Linked DNA regions of Homo sapiens: region 2 is linked to region 1. A link is a loop called in an ENCODE intact Hi-C map of the cell type or tissue named here. Cell type or tissue: OCI-LY7. All regions are shown on one strand. Each heading gives the region's core, and the rest is flanking DNA. Links, peaks and the distances in the headings are about the cores only.

Region 1 (4,384 bases), core at 140-4,139:
TTTGGTAGCTGGGCCACTCAGGTAAGGCAGGTAGGATAAGGCGGCTGCATGGACTGCACTTGGGAGAGGGTGCGCATCCAGCACACGAGCAGGGAGGCTTCTTGGATGGCATCAACGCCTAGCTGTCGCCCCACACATCCTAAGCACAGAGACATCAGCTCAGTTTGTGGATCAATGGGGAGACAGCAGTGGCATGGTAAGGGTCACTAGCTCAGTGGTGGCCTTTTGGAAGTGGAACCCCCTCTCTGGGCCAGGTCTGTATGATTGGTTTCATAACTCTGTCCCACGTTGTGACAATGGGATAAAGGCCTCATGTACAATACACAAATTTATGAGCACCGTAAGGATGAAAAGAAACAGGCTTTCCACCACACCAGCTGGGTGCTCCTCGGGGCCAGCCCTGAGCTCAGCCTACCTAGCCCTGGCATGGGGCCAGCCTATGGAAACAGGACTTGACCATCTAATGGTGAATCCCCCCGGTCCCCACACCCTCCAAGGGCCTGTTTGCATATCCTCCAGGCAACAGCCACCACCAGCTGTGCAGACAGGCGGGCCCAGGCCTGGCAGTGTGGGTGGGCCACAGCACAGTAAGAAGGGGGCCCCCTACAACAGGCCACAGCTGTGCCCCTCTAACCCCAGAGGGGGAGGCACCACTGTGGCCATTCAAGTGACTCTGCATGGTGTAAGTGGCCCCAGCCTTGTAACCTGGGTATGTGGGAGATTGCTGCATGCAGGTGCAGCAGTGGCATGGGGATGAGGGAGGGTGCTGCTGGGTGTGTAGGGTCCCCCCTGGAGGGCCAAACTGGTGTGTGTGAGTCCTTAGGGCTCCCTTCTCCTTCCAGGCAGAGGGTGGAATTCCCTGCCTCACCCGCTTTGAGGTTGGGCATGCCCGCGGGACTTACTCTAGTCAACACAATGTGAGAGAAGGTGGCGTGCATCATTTCCGAGGGGAAGCTTGAAGTGCTGGTAGAGAAGTCACCACCTCCCTCTTCTCCCTGCCTCAGTGACTACGGAAACGTGGATGGGCATGGACCCTCCGTGGGCCTGGGTCACTAAGTGAATATTATGAACAGAGTCTCTTCCCCATCACCTGCTTGGATATGTCACATGGGCAACAAATAAACCTTTTGTTGAGGACACAGAGACCGAGAGGAGGTTTGTTATTGCAGCCTAACCTACCCATATCCTTCCCGACAGGCTCATTCTTGGTATGTGACATTTCGGCATGTCCGTCTATGTGTATGTGTGATATATCTGTGGACATGAGTGTGGTCCTTCTTTTGGGGGTGCAGTGTTGTGCTGCATGTGTGCGGTATTCCTCAGGGTGGATGCAGTGTTACTCTTTGTGACATCTCTGGGCATATACACTGTGATAGGAACTGTGTGCGTGCACCTTCCCTTTGTGTGTGTGATGCTATGGTCCAGGTACAGTGAATGTGAGATTTTTCTGTGTACGTGTGTTGTATTTCTGGTGGGCATGTGATCTCTCCAGTGTTGCAAGAATTTTTTGCAAAAACCAGTGGGAGAGAAAGCAGTTTCACTTGGGCACAGATCTTGTTCCTTGGAAAAACCAGTAACAGGTGAAATGGGGCCCCATGGGATTCCAAGGCAGGTGGCTGTGAATGCCTGGGAAGACCGTCACACCAGCTTCCTTTCCCAAGGTCCTCTCAGTTACCACAGGCTGGGGATGAGGATGCAAGGAAGTTGGCTGAGGCCCCTGTCCCTTACCTGAGGGCCACATCAGTCTCAGGACCTCTGGTGACTGCCTCTAAGCTGGGGCAATCGGGCACCACTACTCTTCTTTTCTGGCTTTTATGGACAAAACTGGAGGCTCCAAGGCCCCAGACCTAACTCCTGTTCCCACACAGCCCCAGGACCCAGCCACAAAGACATCATGGGCTTCTAGCCACAGAACCAAAGCTCAGTGAAATATCATTTTACAATAGAGGTAGGGAAATTGGAATCCCCAAGAGCAGACAGGACTTGCCACGAAACACCTCAAATGTAAGCTTCTGACTCCTGCTCTGGGCTCAGCCAGTGGCAGTTGGTTCTTTTGAGAACGCTGGGCTGGCAGAGGCCAGGGGGCTGAAACTCCATGCCTGCTAGCCAGGAGGTCAGCCCCTGATTGCAGACCTGCCAGCATAAGACTCCACCAGCTTGCCTTAACCCTGAGACCGTCGGTGCTGACGGGGGAACCGAGGACCATCAGGCGGCGTGGTGCAGCGGATGTGGGCACCCACCTGCAGCTCGGTCTGGAAGAAGAACTTCTGAGGGCACTGTGAGCAGTCGTAGATCTTGTCCTCCTGCCCGTGCACGGCAAAGATGTGCTGCTGCAACTTGTTGGCCTGGACGAAGACTAGACACAGACACGGCTGTCAGGGCCAAGCTCAGGACACCAGCCCAGCCTCCTGTGGCAGCTGCCCCCACAACACTCGCAGGCAGGGATCACTGTGGCATAGGTACAGTCAGCCAAACAGTGGGCTACTGGGAGTGTTCTTAGCACATACTAGAGGAGGCTCAAGTTAGATAAGCTGAGCTCCGGTACTTAGTGGCTGTGCAACCCTGGGTAAGTCACTTAACCTCTCTGGGCTCCATTTCCTCACTCAAAAAATGAAGATTATAATATGTCCCTAGCTGGGTGGCTGGGAGGATCAAATGGGATATTGATAAAGTGCTTAAAAGATGGCCTGCCACAGACAAATGAATGCTGTCTTCCTCGTCCCCATCATCAACAGCCAGACACCTACAGGGGTGAGCTTCTTGAACCCCTCCCAGGCCTGTAGGACAGGTGCTATTATCCCCATTTTATACAAGAGAAAACTGAGGTGCCAGGAATGTTAAATGGCTTGTCCAAGGTCCCACTGCTAGCAAGTGGCAGAGCCTAGACTTGAATTAAATAAGCTCAGCACAGGGTCTTGTACAAGAAGTTGCTCAACCAACACAAATTCCTATTTTTATTGTTGTCAGCATCCTCGGGCCCCCACACAGAGGCCCCCATGTCCTGGGTTGGCAGACGGGCAGCTGGGGCCCTTCAGTGCCAGCCTCAGAGTGTGGCAGTGACAGATGGGTGGGGGCTCCTGCGATGAGGGGGAAGATGGCATCAGGGTGCTCAGGGGCTCTGGGGAGCCCCAGGGGTGTGTGTTTGGGGGATTTGCCCCAGAGTGGACACCCCTGGGCCTGGCATGGAGAAGGTCTAGCCCTGGCTTCCCAGTGGCAGGAGTTCTGAGGTGGCCCCAGCCCTGAGCGCACCCAGGAGGTGGCCCAGAGCAGCTGTGTGTCTGGGAGGTGAGCACTTCAGAGATACCCTCCTGCCAGGCGTCCTCCCCAGGGTGGGCTTCCTGCCGTGGCAGACAGCAGATGTCGGGGGAGGCAGGGAAGGCCAGGCTCTCCCACGCACACCGGCTGCCATCTGGGCAGCAGGAGGGGGCCGGCAGAGCCCCTGAGACTTGCCTCGGGCTGGGACAGCCATTCGCCTGGGCCGGCAGCCAGTCTGGGGGCTGGGAACTTGGCCGGCAGAGCTGCCCTTGACCCCTGCATCCTGGAGCATGGATGGGAGCTAGGTAGGCCAGGGAAGGGGGAACCAGGAGTATGTGAAGCTGGGAGCCCCAGAAGTGCTGAATAGAGCTCAAGGCTCGGGGAGACAAACACAGGGCCCGGGAGGGGAAAACTGCCGCAGAGGGTTGAGGCTGGGTTGGACAAAGGGCTTCTAGCTCCTGTGTGCAGAGGGCGAGGAGAGGGTGCCAACCAGCCTGCTGATGAGGAGAGGCCAGAGAGCACTGAAGGAGGGCGCGTGTCAGCTCTGAACTGAGGGACGTGGGGCAAAGGGCCTGTTAATCCCTCAGGGTATCCCCAACGGAGTCCTGGTCTATAACAGGCCTGCCAAGGAAAGAGGAAGAGCACACACTGGGATCCCGCAATAACAGGGCAGGGCTCCTGTGTTCATCTCTCTCCCCTGAGGGGCACAAGCTGGGTACCTTACCTGTGAAACACACGGGGCATTTGAAGGTGCCGCCCATGCCCTCGAAGCTGTGCTCAATGAGGTGACAGAGGAGCTTGGCCGGGGAGTCGAACATCTGGTTGCACAGCTTACACTCGTGGTTGATGCCTTCCTCTGCAAGGAAAACCCGTGACCAGTCAGTGACCAGCATGCCATGTCCCCCAGACAGGTGCTCACAAGGCCTCCCATAGACCCCAGCACTAACCCCCCTCCAATCCCCAGCACCGGGGCTGGTGAAGGGACTGCAGACACCAAGACTCATCCTGGCTCCACATGGCCTCACCCCTAGAGGCTTACAGACCCCAGAGGACCGGCTCCAAATATGTGGCCCTTGGAGGTGCCATTTGCTGTGATTTCTCCTGCTGATCAAGCAGCCAGGTGTGCAGG
Region 2 (4,384 bases), core at 184-4,183, 52 kb after region 1:
AATGGATACATGGATGGACCAGTGGATGCATGGATGTGTGGATGGACTGATGTATGTCCTGCAGTAACTCCCAGCAGAACATGTCTAGAGGATGCTGGGAGACTCCAGGCCAGTGAATATATTCTGGGTTTATAAACCATGGGGTATCTCCTTGGCTTACCTAATCACTTCCAATTGAAACCTCTTCTCTCCCAGCTCCATTGTCTTACTCCATTTTCTGTTGCTATAACAGAATGCCACAGACAAGTAATTTATCAAGAAAATAAGTTTATTTAGCTCATGATTCTGGAGGCTGCAAAGTCCAAGAGCACAGAGACGACATCTGGAGAGAGCCTCCTTGCTATGTTGTAATGTGGCACAGGGCATCACATGGCAAGAGGACAAGTGTGTGCCTGTCTACTCAGGTCTCTCCTCTTCTGGTAAAGCCACCAGTTCCATCATCTGGGCCTACCCTGATGACATTATCTAATCCTAATTACCTCCCAAAGGCCCCACCTCCAAATGACTCAACATACGGATTTTGGGATTAAATCTCCAACACATGAAATTTGGGGGACACATTCAAACCATTGCATCCATCCTCTGCATTCAGAAAGATAGTCCAACAGAAAGATCTGGAATCAAGAGACCCAGCTGATTACCAATTCCAGTTTTGCTCTGATGTGCTGAATGACCTTAGACAAGCCCCTTCCCCTCTCTGGGCTTCTCTTTGCTATCCAGTTCAATGAAGGAATAGGACTAGATCAGGGATGCGTACATGTGGTGAGCCTGCTGATCATCCCCACGCCTTCATCCATACCTCACAGCAAGCCGTACCAATCTCTAAGGAATCACTGCACGGCTGAGCCCCATTTGCCAGGTGATCTTTAAGGAAAGTGGTTCTCAAACTTTAGTGAATCAGAATCAGCTGGAGAGTCTTTTAAAACAAAGATTACAGGCTGGGTGCAATGGTTCACACCTGTAATCCCAGCTCTTTGGGAGGCTGAGGCGGGAGGACTGCTTGAGGTCAGGAGTTCAAGACCAGCCTGGGCCACATAGTGGGACCCGCTGTCTACACAAAATTTTAAAAATTAGCCATGCATGGTGGTACATGCCTGTGGTCCCAGCTAATCAGGAAGCTGAGGCACGAGGATCACTTGAGCCAGGAGTTTGAGGCTGCAGTGAGCTATGATAGCACCACAGCACTCCAGTGACAGAGCAAGATCCTGTCTCTAAAAAGACAAAACACTGATTGCCAGTCCTCACCCAGAGTTTCTGATTCAGCAGTTGTATGTGGGGCTGGGAATTTGCATTTCTAGCAAGCTCTCAGGTGATGCTGCTGCTGATGCTGATGCTGCTGGTCCTTGGACTCTACTTGGAGAACCACTGATCTAGTGACCCCTGCTCTGAGAGTCTTGGTGAAACCTAGTAGGTATCCCCATGTGGGGGACAGCTTGCCATACCTAAGACTGGAAGCCTGCTGGAGCCACTGTTGCCTCCTGTCATTCAAAGGCATCCTTGAACCCAATGACAGGGGCACTCTCCGCCTACAGCCAGCTGCACTCCAGGTCGTGCATCCCACCTCGCCCTGCCCTGCTCCCTCCTGCTTTCCCTCTCTCCTGGAGCCTGGGAGAGCACCAGGCCTTCTGCTGCCTGTGTGCTGCCTGCCCCTGCTGCCCTCAGAACAGCTGTGGGCTTAATTATCAAAATAACATTTTAATAGTCTCATAACTGAACTCCCTTCAAAACATGCCAGCGGAGGAGGTGGGAAGGATTCTTTTTAGCACCTCTTCCCACCCGACTTGCTAATCGGAGGCATTTAAACTGCTAGAAGGCCCAGATGCCCGGCCCTGCCCATGGAGCCCCTCCTGCCACCACCAAGGATGCAGCTTCCACAGGCGGATCGAGGGGTCGGGCCCATACCAGACTGCCAGCCGGAACCAGGAGTCATTGCAGGAGCCACACTGCACCTTCGTAATGAGAAGAAAGTGGCTCATTCACGCGAACCCAGGCATCACTCAGGAAAGTGGATATGCTAAGAGAACTTAGGCAATTCATTTGCGATCACCAGGGGTTTCACTTGCTTTCAACACATTTTTTTTAGATTTAAAAAAAACTGCTATCACCAGCATTAACTCTGGCTCCCCGTCTCCCTGCCATTTCATGTAATAATTCCACGGGGAGTCCTGGCGGGTATTTAGCTCCTAATTTAAGCTCCACTAAACAAGCCCAACGCAAAACTAGCTTCTCAGATCAGCAGTTTCCCCTCCTACTTGCCGCAGCCCCTTCACTCTCTAGGTTCTTCAGGCCTCTAACATCACATCCGGCCAGCATTCACAACACCCGGGCTGTGAGCTAAGTGCAGAGCATGTGTTAGGAGTGGCTGCCCCAGTCCTCGTTCAGCAGCACAGGGAGATAGGCCCGACTGTGCCTAGGAGGAAATGAAACCAGGACAGGCCACATCCCCAAGCTGTATGGCTAGCAGTGGGTGGGGCTTCGACAGAGGCCAGGCTGGAGGGCACCGTGCTACCTCCGGCAGCATTTGCCCTGGGTGTCCCGACTTCCAAGCCAGCCCTTCTCAAACTTGACTGAGCATGCAAATCACCTGGAGCTCTTTTAAAAACACGGATTCTTGTTTGGCAGGACCAGGTGAGGCCTGGCCTTTGGTACTTCTCGCACACTCTGAGACACTGCAGATGGTGTAGGTCACTGGCCCACACTTGGAGGAGCCTGAAGGAGGCACGGGCTGCCCTCCAGGGTGGTTAGATCAGAGACTGAGTGCAGGCTGGGAGAAGCAAAGGCCAAACTCTGTCTTAGGGTGGGGTCCTTTTTCTCCCCTGGCTCTCTCCTGATCACCCCAGATAGTGCTCCTGACTCCTGGGAGAGACAGAGGGGCAGGGCTATTTCAAAGGTCAGTGTTCTCATCTTACCCTGTTCATCCCGTTTCTCAAACTCCATACCCAGACATGGAACCAGAAGTTTCCTTTGCTCTCTGGAGGAAATTGCCAGAACCAGACAAATCCCTTTGGCCCTCATCATATTTCCTGCTGCCCGCATTGACCACTTACTGTATACCAAGATAGACACTGGGAACACTGGGAACAGCAACCGTGGCTGTGGTCCCTGTGCTCAGGCAGCTGACTGGGGTGCCTGGCCAGCTGCTGTCCAAGGGAGCTCATGGTGCCAGGTGAACTCGTGGTGGGGGCAGGGGCAGAGGCAGGGGTGCAGGCAAGAGCAGTAGCTGGGCTGGGCACTGCCAGGTGCCCTGAACCTTGACAGAGTCAAGTCTATTGAGTGTTAGCCCCAATGCAACTACATTCACTACCAATAAAAACGGAGGCCACCATGCCACTCGTGGACACTACCTGGAGGCAGGCACTCTTTCACAGACTTGTAGACTCAGGCCACTGCAGTCCGTAGCTCAAGGCCAACCCTTAGCAAATTGGCCCCTACCCATCAGAAAACTGGTCCTGTTGGAAAACCCCCAGAGCCCAACTCTCTGCTGCCCACACAGTCTGCCCCAGTAGAGTTCAGAGCCCTGAATTCAAGTCCTACCTTTGACTTTCCAGTTGCTGTGACCTTGGGCAAATTAGTTTTCTTCTCTGAGCTGAATTTTTTCCATTGGCACTGGGTGTGATTCCCAGGGTCTAGCCCAGAGCAGATACTGTATGATAAGGAATAGATGCGCATATATTCTTTATTATATGTAGTCTTTGAAGTGAAAGGCCTTTACCTTTTTAAAAATGTAGTTTAATACTATTCAATGAAGCAAGTGATTACTAAACATTTACCAAATCCAGAATTTGGGGGCCAGAAACAGAGGGCACAGATGAGAAGACAGGCAAGTCCCTGTTCTCAAAAGAATCTGGAAATAACTGAGATGTGCCAAATGGATGTGACAACATTAAAGACAACCCGGGCAGACAATGAGGCAGTAAGGTTGGGTGTCCAACCACCCAGGGCAGACAATGGAAGACCTGGGGTCAGGCCAGCTGGCGTGGGGGGGTGGGGTCCCTGCAGGAGCGGTGCTGTGAGCCAAGTCTCCAAGAATGGGAAAGAGTTGTAGGAAAAGAAATCAACCACCACAGCCATAATAATGTCAAACATTTATGTACTCATTGCTACTCCATGTCAACACTGATCTATGCACTCTACATACTTAGCTTATGTAATTCTCACTAGCACATAAGGAGAGGGTACCGTTATCATCACCGTTTTACTGAGGAGAAAGCAGGCACAGTGAGGTTACATGACTTGCCTAGTTGCCCAGAGAGCAGAGTGCAGAACTGAGGCTCACACCCAGACAGACGCCAGGGCCCCATGTCCAGCAAGGCCCAGCGACCAGCCAGGAGCCAGCATCTCCACAAACAGAGAAAAGGAGGGCTGGGACATCCCTCCAAGCAGG

What was found. A loop is a pair of places that touch in the nucleus more often than their neighbours do. Peaks named below come from ENCODE experiments on the same cell type or tissue, not always from the same donor. Only the 100,000 strongest peaks of a DNase experiment are listed, where the experiment ranks them.
Region 2: a loop joins it to region 1, with 2.6 times the contacts of the local background. A loop is called at or near these places in 1 of 110 quality-filtered maps.

What each region holds. Positions count from the first base shown.
Region 1 is chr16:49,521,384-49,525,767 of GRCh38, forward strand. It overlaps ZNF423 (zinc finger protein 423), which reads right to left. Exons shown (of 8, transcript NM_001379286.1): 6 at 3,980-4,111; 7 at 2,241-2,356. Among named protein-coding and RNA genes, the nearest start is that of LINC02179, 57 kb to the left of the region's middle. RefSeq lists an enhancer at 2,141-2,640. In OCI-LY7, for the core only: no CTCF peak of the experiment used is centred there; a DNase peak (open chromatin) is centred at 2,228.
Region 2 is chr16:49,573,166-49,577,549 of GRCh38, forward strand. All of the region lies in intron 5 of ZNF423 (zinc finger protein 423), which reads right to left. Among named protein-coding and RNA genes, the nearest start is that of LINC02179, 110 kb to the left of the region's middle. In OCI-LY7, for the core only: no CTCF peak of the experiment used is centred there; a DNase peak (open chromatin) is centred at 2,356; H3K27ac peaks cover 922 bases.